2 separate regions of the Homo sapiens genome follow, and region 2 is linked to region 1. The links are chromatin contacts, found by Hi-C or POLR2A ChIA-PET in ENCODE. All regions are on one chromosome and are shown on one strand. The core of a region is the stretch at or near the end of the contact, and the rest is flanking DNA. Distances in the headings are between cores, read along the strand shown.

Region 1 (6,297 bases), core at 2,418-4,917:
GAGGTGGAGGTTGCAGTGAGCTGAGATCGCGCCACTGCACTCCAGTCTGGACGACAGAGCGAGACTCCATCTCAAAAAAAAAAAAGTAAAGAAGGATAAAATAAAAATATCTCTGGAACATATCCTTAGATAGCCTATTTCTCTAAATTATTTCCTTTTATATGAACAAAAGTCTCATTACACACTGAAATAAAGGATAAAATTAAAATATCTCTGGAATCTAATAGTTACTTAAATTTATACTGAGGTCTAAATATAAATATAAATTACTAAATAACGGATGTCAGAAGAAAAAAGAGAAGCAAAGTGGCATCAGGAAAATGGACAGAAAGGCTGGGAATGCCAAAGATACCTGCTTCACAATTTTTCCTAAAGCTGACTTAGAAACCAAACTCAGAGTCCAAAGATACCTGCTTCACAATTTTTCCTAAAGCTGACTTAGAAACCAAACTCAGAGTAAACTAAGTATAACTGTAAAGAAATAAGAACTTAAATGAAAACAAGGCCCATGCATAAACTGTTTTCATTGCGCCCCACACCATTCTGCTGAATATTTCTCTCAAAACGCTTTATTTACAATGAGACCAGTGAAGTTCATTAAATGTAAATACAAAACGACTAAAATTACCCTTAATCATTTTAGAAAGTTAAATTCCATTCCACTAGAAAAACAACATCATATTTAGCCAAAAGCACTTAACTATATAAACTATACACAATGCACTTCAACTGACACACTGCCCTCCTGGAGCATTCATTTTTTCACTCTTAAGATATCAATAAAGGAAATAAGCTCAGGCACAATAGCAACAACAGCTGAGGTAAAAAATTCTGGCTTCATTTTATCTCATTATTGCTGACTAGAAAAAAAACTGTAATTGTCGCTTGTGATCCCACACAGCAGAGACGGGACAGGGACCAACTTATTCTTGCAAATGATGTAACCATACAGTTAAAGCCCCAGAGCCCAAGGTGAGGAAATGTAAAATGCTTGCATAGGTCAGTAAAAATGTTTTAAAATAGGGTGGAGAAGAGGTTCTCTCACTCACATTAGAACTGTTTGCAATATATCACTGGTATACCAAGAACGTTAAACATTATTTTACAAAGTTAATGATGAAGTCAAACCCTAACCCCACCATTTTACTGAGTAACCTTAAGCAACTTAATTTCCGAGTCTTAGTTTCCTCGTTTGTAAATCAGTGATTAAAAAATCTACTTCTCAGACGATTTTAAGGTACAATGAGATGACTGGGCACATAGCAGATACTTAACATGTGAGTCTTCAATGATGACTGTTATCATATTTGATGTTTTTGCACGTTATAATTTTACCTCTGGGCAAGAAAATAACTCTTTGATCGGTTATTGGTAAACACAGGTAATTCTGTCCGGTATCTACTAATTTCTCTGCATTATTATTCAAAGAACCACAAAACATCCCTCCCAAAACTTTAAACACAAATAGTTCGAAGCATGGGGCCTATAATTTTGCAAGTTTTATCTATCTGTTCTCTAAAAGGTAAACAAATCAAAACACTACAGGAGCAATGGCAGAAGTGGAATAAGGCAGAATAACTGGATGATGGGTCTCACTGGTGAAATGCCGCAGGCAGGAAGCAAAGAAAAATTCTAATAGATGTATATGGAGTATGAGTTAACCCTCTCTTCTCAGCAGGAAACAGTAACTTCTCCACACTTCCTCCTATAAGATTTGAAACGTTCTGCAAACAATCCATGCTTTAACAGAGCTCGTTTCTGCAGTAAAGCAGCAAAATGGAAAAATCTCCAGGATAAAGACAAAAAAAACATAACTGGAGAAAAAGGTACTACATATTCAAAAAGCACATTTCCTGTGCACATTACCCATGAGATCAACTCAATTGTGTAAAAAGGTATTTCAGGTAATTAAAAAGTAACGGGGCCGGGCACGGGGGGCTCACGTCTGTAATCCCTGCACTTTGGGAGGCCGAGGCAGGTGGATCACCTGAGGTCGGGAGTTCGAGACCAGCCAGGCCACAATGATGAAACCCCGTCTCTACTAAAAATACAAATAATTAGCCGGACATGGTGGCGGGCGCCTGTAATCCCGACTACTCGCGAGGCTGAGACAGGAGAATCGCTTGAACCCGGGAGGTGGAGGTTGCAGTGAGCCGAGATCGCGCCACTGCACTCCAGCCTGGGCGACAAGAGCAAAACTCCGTCTCAAAAAAAAAGAGGAACTGGACACGCTTTATATTTGAAGGTATTAACGATGATACTGACTACTGTATCGCAGTTGTTTCTGGTCAGTATCCAAGAAACCTGTATTTTATTGCAGCAAACACAGGTACAGGGAAAACCCGGTGGTGCCTCAGATCTATGTAGAGCTCATGCTGCTTCTTAACATTCATCCAGGTAAGGCTCTCCTTACTACACATCACAAGTTTTAGATACATTCATCCAGACAAGGCACTCCTCATTAAACATCACTGGATTTACTACTGCTTAAAACCACAGCTCGCCTACCATCAGGAAAGCCAGAAATCATTAACACGTCAAGGCCTGTAAGAAATAAACAGACGCTACAATTTCCGCGAAGGTTCGGAAAAATCAATACACCTTACAAGGCTCTGAAATATTAAAAACAATATACGTAAATCTCCATGGATCTGGGCCCAACGGCCCAAGGTCACAACAATTCAATGGCTAAAAAACCCAAGAAATGAGTCTCCTGCAATTCAGGACAATCCTGGCTAGGAATGGAGTCTGGGTTTGGGACCACTGGGGTCAAACCTTTAATGTGAACAACCCCAACCAAATGCTGCGGCTCCGTGGGAAAACCCCAAGCGTTTCAGGCCACACTTCCTTCCATTTCCCCAGTCTTCCCTTCCCTAGTCACCCCCAACACTCACATCTCCGGAGCCACTTCATCCAATGATAGACGATAGTACTGTGGTGTTTTTTGTTCTCTATACACCAAGACGACAAGCCTTGAATGGACTCCATGGTGTTGGTTACCGACTGGAATTTTCGATCCAACGAGGACTCCAGAGCCCCTGCCGAAGAGGCCGACGAGGAGGAGGCCTTACTGCTGCCTCCGCCGCCGCCGGCCGCCATCTTCCCGGTTTGCACAAGCGCTGCTGCTCCTCTGGCGGCGGCGGCGGCGGCGGCGGCGGGAGCGGGCAAAACAATCACTGCGAGTGCGTGAAAGCCGTAGGTGGGGAGGGAAGCTAGGGGGTGGGGATGGTGCACGCGCTGGGCTCTTCTGGAGGTACGGACGGGAACACCAGCTGCTGGGCACGCTGGCAGCTCCTACACGCTGCAAGGAGGGGCTGCGGGTCTCGGAGGTTTTATCAATATTGTTCAAGGGGTCGTGTTTAAACCAGTCAGTAATCACGGAAAAATTACGCAGAAAACAGGACCTGCAAAGCCTTTCAAAACGCCTGACGCCGAAACTAATCGTTTTATACTTTTCGGCTCTCAGTGCTAAGGCCCTTCCCCGCCCCTGTTCCCACACTCCTGTGAGCCAGGTCGGGCGTTAATATCTTAAATGTAATACTACCCGACTGCCCCTTCAGTTGCAGAAATCTTTCTTTCCTTTAGACTCGCTAGCACAGAAAAGGTCCAAGGCTACCTAGTCAGGATTTTTTTTGCAACGCAATAGCAGCAAAGGGGCAGCAACAGTATCGCGCACGCGCCACTTGGCCCCACCCCCCTACCCCTGCTTCCTTCTCAACCTTGAAAGCAGAGGGAGGCGTGATGGCGGGGCAACCTGACCAATCAGGAGTGGAGAACCACAAGCGCGCGCAGGAGCTCTGAAGCCCCCAGGGCCCAGGAGGCGCTACGATTATTTTTGCGCCTGCGCAGAAGATAAGCGTGTAACGGGATGGAAGGAAAAACTGGGAGGGATGGGTGAGGGAGCTGGTATAACTAAGGTTAGCCGGGTGGGGGGGTTCCCCTGCCCCGCCCTTTGCTGCTTTTGGCCGCTCTCTTGGGTGTGTTCAGCTCACACAACAGAGACAGAAAATTCCCACCACTGAGACCACTGTTAGTCTTCAGGGGGCTGCAGCCATCGCCCCCAACTCCTCGGAGGAGCAACGCGCGACAAAATGGCTGGCAGCCATCTTGCGGCACCACAAAAGATGCGCATGCGCCAGATCCAGTGAGCCATTCACTACGCAGACTCCGACACCAAACCGTATTTATTGCTGCCCATAGAAGATAACATTCACAGCCGCTTGACCATTTAGGTTACAGGAAAAGGAAATAAATGAGGAAGTGAAAGGAAATTTTCCTCATAAAATTTTTCGAGGCGAAAAAAGAATGGCAAGATGTGACCTCATTTTCGCCAGCTATGATACAATCTTAAAATTGCATAATACATTACAGTTTTCAAGAGTCTTACGTAACTATTATATGAACCTTATACGAACCATTTTATCGCAGGTATCTATGTAAATCCTCTGAGCTAATTTAAAGGCTCCTGTGTTCCCACTAAACATATACAGTTTTAATTCTTTTAACGTCTCCTCACTGCGGCCATGCCTCTTGAGGCAGGGAACCTGTTTTGTCAAGTTCATGTCCACTATTCATTAATTCAACGAGTTGTTGAACCTCTTGTGCCAAGTACTGTTTTAGATCATGGGGAGCAAAACAGACAAAAATCCGTTCCCTCCGGGATTTAGTGGCAGGACACCACCAACAAGTACATTTCAGACAGTATTAAATTCTGTAAAAAGGTGAAGCAGGGTAAGGGAGAAAGGGGTGTGTGTGTGTGCGCGCGTGTGTGTACGTGTGCACGGCACGCACGCGCCAGTATAAGAATGGTGGTATGGTGAACCAGGAAGTCTTCTCGAAAGAAATAACTCGATCTGAACATTGAGAAAAAAGCAACCAAGCAGATATGCGAGACGGGGAGCGGAACATGCTGGCATTAGGAACAGCAAGTGCAAAGGCTCTAAAATACAGTCTCGCTCTGTCCCTGCCAAGGCTAGAGTGCAGTGGCACTATCATATCGCACAGCAGCCTCAATCCCCCAGACTCAAGTGGTCCTCCTGCCTCAGCAGCACAAGTAGCTGGGACTACAGGCCTGCACCACCACACCTAGCTAAAAAAACAAAACAACAACAACAACATTTTTTTGAGAGGGGGAGTCTCCCTATGTTGCCCAGGCTGGTCTCAAACTCCTAGCCTCAAGCAGTCCTCCTGCTTTCAGCCTCCCGAAGTGCTGGGATTATAAGCTTGAGCCGCCATGCCTGGTCCTGACCCCACATTTTTTTTTTTTCTGTAACTCTAGCCAAAGACCCACTTTTTTATAGACTATTTTTAGAGCAGTTTTAGATTCACGGCAATTGTGTGGAAAGCACAAGGAATTCCATATACCACCTGCCCCCACACATGAATACCCTCCCCCATTATCAATGTCACGCACCAGAACGATACATCTGTTACAACTGACAAACCTACACTGACACATTATCACCCAAAGCCCATAGTTTACATTAGGGTTCGCTCTTGGTGTTATACCTTGAGTTTGGACAAATGTGCATGTATCCACCATTACAGTATCATACAGAGCAGTATCACTGCTCTAAAAACCTCTGTGTTCCACCTATTCATCCTTCCCTCCCCCTTATTCCCCTAGCGACTACTAATCTTTTTACTGTCTTCATAGTTTTGCCTTTTCCCGAATGTCATATAGGTGAAATCATTCAGTATGTAGCCTTTTCAGACTGGCTTTTTTCACTTAATAATATGCATTTCAGGCGGGGCACGGTGGCTCATGCCTGTAATCCCAGCACTTTGGGAGGCCGAGGTGGGTGGATCACGAGGTCAGGAGTTCGAGACCAGCCTGGCCAACATAGTGAAACCCCCGTCTCTACTAAAAATACAAAAATTAGCCGTGCATGGTGGCGCACGCCTGTAGTCCCAGCTACTCCGGAGGGTGAGGCAGGAGAATCACTTGAACCTGGGAGGCGGAGGTTGCAGTGAGCCAAGATCAGGCCACTGCACTCCAGCCTGGGCAACAGAATGAGATTCCACCTCAAAAAAAAAAAAAATGCATTTCAGTTTCTTCCATGTCTTTTCATGGCTTGATAGCTCATTTCATTTTAGTGCTGAATAATATTTCACTGTCCAGATGTGCCAGTTTTATTTATCCATTCACCTGAAGGACATCTTGGTTGCTTCCACATTTTTGCAAGTATGAATAAAGCTGTTACAAACATCTCTGTACAGCTTTTGGGGTGAATATATTTTCAACTCCTTGGGTAAACACGAAGGAGCACAATTGTTACATCATATGGTAAGAATATG
Region 2 (6,297 bases), core at 2,405-4,904, 4.6 Mb before region 1:
TGACCTGGTTCTGGGGAAGATAGCAGGCAAAGGAAGGGGTTTGGGGAGATCAGGGCTAGGCCTGATGGTGAATATGGTAGAGGTATATGTGGGGTTAGGCCCAGGTGTGGTCAGGGCAAGTGCTGGCAAATGAGAATGCTATCCTCCATAGCAGAACCATGGCATCTGGAGGCCTCAGGGAAGAGAGGGCTAAGATGTCCATCCCAAACTATGGGACAGGATGAAGAGGGCAGCCCTCTCTGGTCTCCCTGGGGAATTTGTTAAAGGTAGCTTTGTCCCTGTGCCAGTGAATATTAAAGATGGCAACTCAGGGGGCCAGGTGGTAGCTGGGTGCCTTTCCCTAGTAGAGGTGGAAGTCAGAAGTGGGCAGAGGACCTGCTTTGAAGCCACTTTTCCTGGGCTCCCCAGGGCTCTGGGACAGATGCTGGCAGGCCCCAGCCAAGACTCTTGCCAAGACCTAGGCCTGGCTGGGTGTGGGGGTCTTTCTTGTCCCCACCCCACCAAACACTTGATGGTGGATGACAGCAGCTCTATCCCCTTCCTCCCAGTCCCCCGGGCCCGCCTTGGCGCCTGGCCGCTTCTGTGTTGGCAAGAGTGGGGGGGAGGGGGCAGCGAGGCAACTTCAAACTGTCCGGGCAAAACGTCAAGTTTACTCACGAGTTTACTCAGCACAAGGAGGGGGAAGAGGCCAGGGCGGGCACACCCCATGCCAGGGTCCTATCCATCTGCCTGTCCCCACCTTCCTCCCCCACTGTTCTCTCCCGCCCTAGGCCAAAACAGGCATAGGCCCTAAGGCCTGGTGTCAGGGCAGTCTTAACTCTCAGGAAGGTCAGGGAGCCAAGCGGGGCAGAGGCAGGAAGCCCCGCAGCAGGCCCAGAGGCTTCTGTCAGAGGGCAGTGCCCTGCCTGGAGCCCATTCACTACTCATCTTGGGGCCTTGGTCTTGGGCCAGAAGAATTGGGTCTCTCAGCCATTAAGAAGGGGGCAGTACCAGGCCAAACCTTCTCCATCTGAGCAGTCCCCTGGGCAGTGACTTCTGACCCCAAATGCCCAGTCCTAGGCTGTCCCTCAGTCTGATGCCATCCAGGCAGCCATAGGATCAGGGGCTGGTTCTCTCAGCCTTGGCTTGGAATGGGGGGCTGGCACCCTATCTGACCTACTTCCCTTTCCTCCCCACCTGCTTTCATTTGCTTCTCTCCCCCAGCCTTCACTGTCCCCACCCCAGAGCGCTCCGCCCCCCATGCCTGCTGGGCCCCCTCCCCCACCCTTCCCCAGGGTGCCAAGTGCAGGCACACAAAGGGCCTGATGGTGCATTGTTAGCCCAGCCCCCGCTGCCCGCCGCACCCTCCCTGGGCAGGCACTAGGCCAAGGAGGAGCTGGGGGCCCTGGGTGCCAGGGGGCACCATGGGGAAGAAGAAGGGGACAGCACCTGTCTTCCAGACACTGGGGTCTACATCAGCCAGAACTGAGTAGTGATGAGAGTCCCATTAGAGCAAGCCTGTCTCCTTGACACCTGAGCCTAGTGGGCACTGCCTTCTTTCTTCCCCAGAGCCCCATTCTGGTGGTATTAACCCCTTTTTGACCCCTGTGCCAGGGCTGGGGGTGTGTGGTACCCAAGGGAGGGGACAGTGTCTGGGGGTGCCAGCAGGTTGTGTTGTGCCCACAGCAACCATGTAACAGAGGCACGCTGGGGGAGCTGGGGTCCCTGGGGCCAGGGACAGAGGCACTGACAGAGATTTCTCCTTGTTTCATCAGCTGCTCCAGGGGGAGCCCCCTACCCTTCTCCCCAGTTACCACTAAGGAGGAACACTAACTATCATCCAGACATAGTCACACATATGTCCCTCTCTAGCGCAGCACAACACTCCTTATGCCCACTCTCTCCTCCCCAACCTGATGTCCACTCCATGCCAGCTCTCCCAGCAGTGCCAGGCGGGTACAGGGGTGACCAAACCAGTTGGTGTGTGTGGGGCAGCAGGAGGCAACCCCATAATCCTCCAGGCCTCATCCCCACACTCACACATACTCCCTTAGGGACCAGACAGTTCCCATCCTGCTTTAACCCCTCACAGCCCAATCTGGTTCCCCCGTCCCTGATAAGCGGTCTCCCTCCTCCAGGAATAAGTTGGGGGAAGGGGGAATAGCTGCGCTGACTCATTCCCATTCTCGGCTGCAGCTAGGGGTCTCCAAGGCATTCGGGCGGGGGTCAATTCAAGAACACCCTCCACCTGGCCCGGAAGCCTGGACAGCCTGCCGGTCTCCCCCTCTCCCCAGCACCCACTTCCGGTGTCCCAAACTAGGTCAGCAGCGCTCGTTTCCTGTGGGTCAGCTAGCACCGGCGCCTCTGCCCCTCCCCTGCTCCGGACCCAGGCTCCCCGCCCCCCTGCCCCCCAGGGCGCCCCGAGGTCTCACCATGTCTCAGCCGCCCTTTGATACGTGGGGGTTGTGCGGGGCGGGGGGCAGGGGACCCGCCCTCTCTCTAAACACCAGCAGGGCCGGGGCGCCTGGGCAGGCACGTGTCCGGGCACAACCCGCTGCCCACGCCGCCCCCCCACTCCCGCCCCCACCTCGCTCTGGCCGGGACACGTCGCTCTCTTACTTGGGATGGGGTGGGAGGAGGGAGAGAAAGCTGGAAATTGAAAGCAGCGCCCCCCACCCCTTTGAATGGCAGCCTTCTGCCAGGCGCACTCTGTAGGTTCTACAACAACACAGTAGCGACCCCCACTCTGGGCTGGGGCAGGTGCGCCGGCGCCGGTGGGGGGACGGGTAGTAGGTAGGAGAATTCTTCCTAGTCACCCGCCCTCGCTCTTGGGTTCTGTGGTCATGAGCTGGCGTGGAAAAGGTAGCGGCGGGACTGGAGCCTGAAGGAAGGGAGTGGGATTGAGGGGCAGGGAAGAGAGCGGTCGTTCTATGTCGGTTCAGAGGTTGTTGCTGAGCCCCACTACCGCTGGAGAGAGCGCGGCTCTGGAAGCGCAAGAAACCGAATAGTCCAGCCGGTAACTTTCCCCCAAGCCGCGGCTCCTCCTGCGCCCCCCCAACCCCCATGCAACTGGCCTGGGGCCAATCCACCGCGCCAGGGGGCGCGGGGTGGGGGGGGGGTGCGCGTTGTCCTAGTTAGAGTCCGTCAGCGTTTCCATTCCCTCAACTCAGTCCGGTCTGGGGTCTCCCCCTAAAGTCACGAAGGAGACTGGGGGAACGCTCAGCGTCGCCTCACCCCCTCTCCATCCCGAAGCCGTCTGTCTGTCTGATCCCAGGAGAAGTGCAGATAAACTTTCTGGGGACCCTCCGCCTAGGGTTGGGGGGCATCCGCAGTTCCTTCTCTGTCTTTCATCTCAGTTAAAACCAATTCCAGAGACCCGGGGTGTTGGGAAAGCACAGGGAAGGGGAGTGGTGGGAATGTGATCTGCATGCGTGTGTATCTGGGGGTCCCACTTACAGGACGGACGAAGGACACTGCAGTAGTCTCGAGCCTAGTGAACCCCGAGCCAGGAGACAAAAGTGGGGTACACTCACCTCTCAGCCGTCGGGTCCGCTGGCTGGAGCTGCTGAGGCTCACAGTGTGGGAAGAAGCGCGTCCCCCACCAGGCCCGGGGGCTTGGGGCCCTGCTCCGGTCCTGGTCAGAAGGCCGCGGTCAGTTGCTCGCCGCTCGCTGCTGGGGGGCTCCTCCTCCGCCGCCCTCTGCCTCCTCCTGCCGCCCGCCCCCCCTCGGCCGCCAAGAGCCGTACATTCACCTGGCTCCCACCCGCCCCCCCCTCAGGGCCCGCCTCACCTGTCCTGCTGTCTCACCTGTCCTCCAGCTTGCTTTCCCCCCATCCCTCCCCTCCCTCCCCCCGCCCCTGCCACCCCCCAAACTCCCCCCCCCCAACACTTAGAAACACCCTCTGTCACTTCCTGGTTTTTCACCCGCCCCCCCAGGCCCCCTCCCTCCGCCCAATAAGGACATAAACTTCAACCCCTTCGTCCAGCCAGTCCCTGCAGAGCGCAGATGGGTCCCTCCCTCCTTTTTTGCCCCCTTCTCCAAACTCTTACTTAGCTCTCCTAGCCTTTCCCACCCTCCTCCTTTCCCTCCTTCTTTCCTTCTCTCTGTCTCCCTTCACCTGCCGCGGTCCCTCTCTCCCCCCCCTTTCTCCTGCCCCTATCTCTCCCAGTCCACCTTAACTCAAACTCCGCCCCCGGCCCCCATCCAGCCCTTTGCTGCTGCTCTGCCCGCCCCCTGCACGCCACCGCCCTGTCCGCTCATTGGCCTGAATACCCGCTCATCTCCAGTAGGTCTCGCCTTGCGTTCGTCCAGGGAGGGGGCGGAGCCGAGGGGCTGGCCTGGAACCTGGAGAGGAGGGGGGAGGGGGCAGTGTCCGCAGCGGCCAGGGAATCGAGCACCCCCTACAGGGGCTCCCTCTCCTTCAAGAGGGGCTTCTGTAGGGTCAGGACCTCAGGAGGGAAGGGTATGAGAGGTTAGGGATAGGCTGGGTGGGGGTGAATTGGGGACTTAGGGTCTTGAGGGAGGGGGTCCCGTGAGGGGCTGTAATCAGGTCAGGGACCTAGAAGGGAGGGGGAGGGGGAGCCACCAGGCCTTCGGCTCCGGCCCCTACGCCCCACCCCCTCTCGGAGGGAGCCGGGGAGTTGAGCCTGCGGGCGCCCTGCGTCCCTCCCCACGCGTGACGGTGCCCCGCGGGGAGGGAAGGGCGCCCCAGGCAAGCAGCCTCTGTGCTGTCGCCAGTGCCCGCTGCGGCCTTGGCATTGTCGGAGGGGAGGGGCCCAGTCTGCGAAGGGGGAGGGGGCGCGCCGACGCTTTTGCTCCCCACCTCCATCCCGCGGGTTCCCTAAGTGGAGAAACTGAGTCTCCACCGAGGAGGGATAGCTTGACATGAATTCGCTGAGAGACCCAGGTGGCGAGGGGTGCCTGGATGTTTTGGGATGTGTGGTATGTGTAGGTTTTGGGGAGGACCGGGATAAATACTTAGGAGTCCCCCAACTGAGAAAGGTAGCGGGTGAAGGATGTTTCTGACTGAGCCTGCGGAGCTGCGTACCCCAAAGGGCCCCTCCCACTAGTGTCAAATGGAATCAAATCCGGCTACCTAGGGCCAGGTTTGGCTCCCCTGCGACAAGCCAGGCCGAACCGGGTCGGACTCGCTTTCCCCTCCCAACCCCCCTCCGCAGGGGGCCTCCCTCCCTTTCCAGCAGGTGGCTTCTCGGGACACCAGCTCAACCTGTTGGACCACAATGGGCGGCGCCAGGGGGGCCCTGGCCCTCACCCGGGCTGACCCGGGATCCCCGCGCACGAGGGGCGGAGTCCAGGTCCCTCCCTCCCTCTTTCTCCCTCTCTCCCTCTCCGCGCCGGGCCGTGACTCAGCCTCGGGGCCGCTGCCCTGCGCCCCAGCCAGGGGCGGAAAGTGTGAGGCGCCCCTGAGGGCTCAGGCCAAACCAAACAGCCCCCCACCCCAGACATTATCTCACTGGAGAATTAGGGGGGCTATAGGAAGGAGGAGGTAGCGGCAGGCATGGGGCGCTCTGGCTCGAGTAATCCGCTCCGGGTTTTCCTATCGTCCCTGACCCCCTTGGGTCGCGAGGCTGATCACTGCTCCGGGTTTTCTTCTCAGCCCCGCCGGACAGATCCTGGTCCGGAGGGGCCCGGAGCCGTCCAGGCCGGGGTTTTCCCCTTCCTACTCCAGCCGTCTGGGTCGTGCAGGCCTGGTGAAGGGCTGTGCTAGGGGCTAGGCGGCAGTGCCACAAGTGAAATGGAGAGGGGGCTGCTTTGGGGAGGAAGGAGGATAGCCAAGGAAAGGGGGCGGGGGGCAGGGGGCGGGGGGCGGGGGGGGTGGGAACGTGGCCCGGGGAGGGCAGAGCCAGGGCTTCCAGAGGCAATAGAAGGGCGGGCTCCCTGGCACCAGCCTTTGGGTACAGAAACTCGAAAGGTGCCCAGTGCCTCAGGCTCGCCTCGCCCAACTTCCCCCATGTTTGAGGGTCGCGTTCTGCGTCTGGCTGAACATGACTGATCTTTCTGCGGCTAGATTGCCACTCCTCACCTCATTCCCAATGGTCCTGGAACCCGCAGTTAGTTCCTCAGTGACGCCCACCCTCCCTTGTCTCTCTTTTTCTCCTGGTGCAAATAGCTCCCCTCCTTACTCAGAAATCGGAGCGGGGAACCCCTACTTGAAATTCCCTCTTACCCCAACCCCTAACCACGCCAAACGACTGAAACAGCGGCGGCAGAGAAACGCTGACTGGGGACCCCGCCCCCTCCCATGAAACCCCTGCTGGGCCCCAGGGGCCGGCCGCCCCCGCCCCGCCACTAGGCCC

Evidence for each region. Hi-C counts contacts between places; a loop is a spot of excess contacts on that map. ChIA-PET counts read pairs that join two places held with the same protein, here RNA polymerase II (POLR2A). Pooled maps may share reads with other maps.
Region 2: a loop to region 1 is called in a map with no recorded cell type, with 23 times the contacts of the local background. The contact joins the promoter of ZBTB7B here to the promoter of RPRD2 in region 1. A Hi-C loop is called at or near these places in 1 of 37 single-sample maps with no recorded cell type and 4 of 50 pooled maps. POLR2A ChIA-PET finds 5 or more read pairs at or near these places in 1 of 52 experiments (activated B cell).

What each region holds. Positions count from the first base shown.
Region 1 is chr1:150,361,517-150,367,813 of GRCh38, reverse strand. It overlaps RPRD2 (regulation of nuclear pre-mRNA domain containing 2), which reads right to left and starts at 3,667. Exons shown (of 11, transcript NM_015203.5): 1 at 2,895-3,667. The coding sequence starts at 3,099. RefSeq lists enhancers at 2,107-2,396, 2,880-3,159, 3,910-4,219, 4,380-4,449, 4,430-5,372.
Region 2 is chr1:155,000,159-155,006,455 of GRCh38, reverse strand. ZBTB7B (zinc finger and BTB domain containing 7B) reads right to left here and starts at 3,654. Exons shown (of 3, transcript NM_001256455.2): 1 at 3,513-3,654. RefSeq lists silencers at 1,176-1,225, 1,286-1,335, 2,386-2,505, 4,216-4,405, 4,516-4,755 and 3 more and enhancers at 1,010-1,682, 6,123-6,297.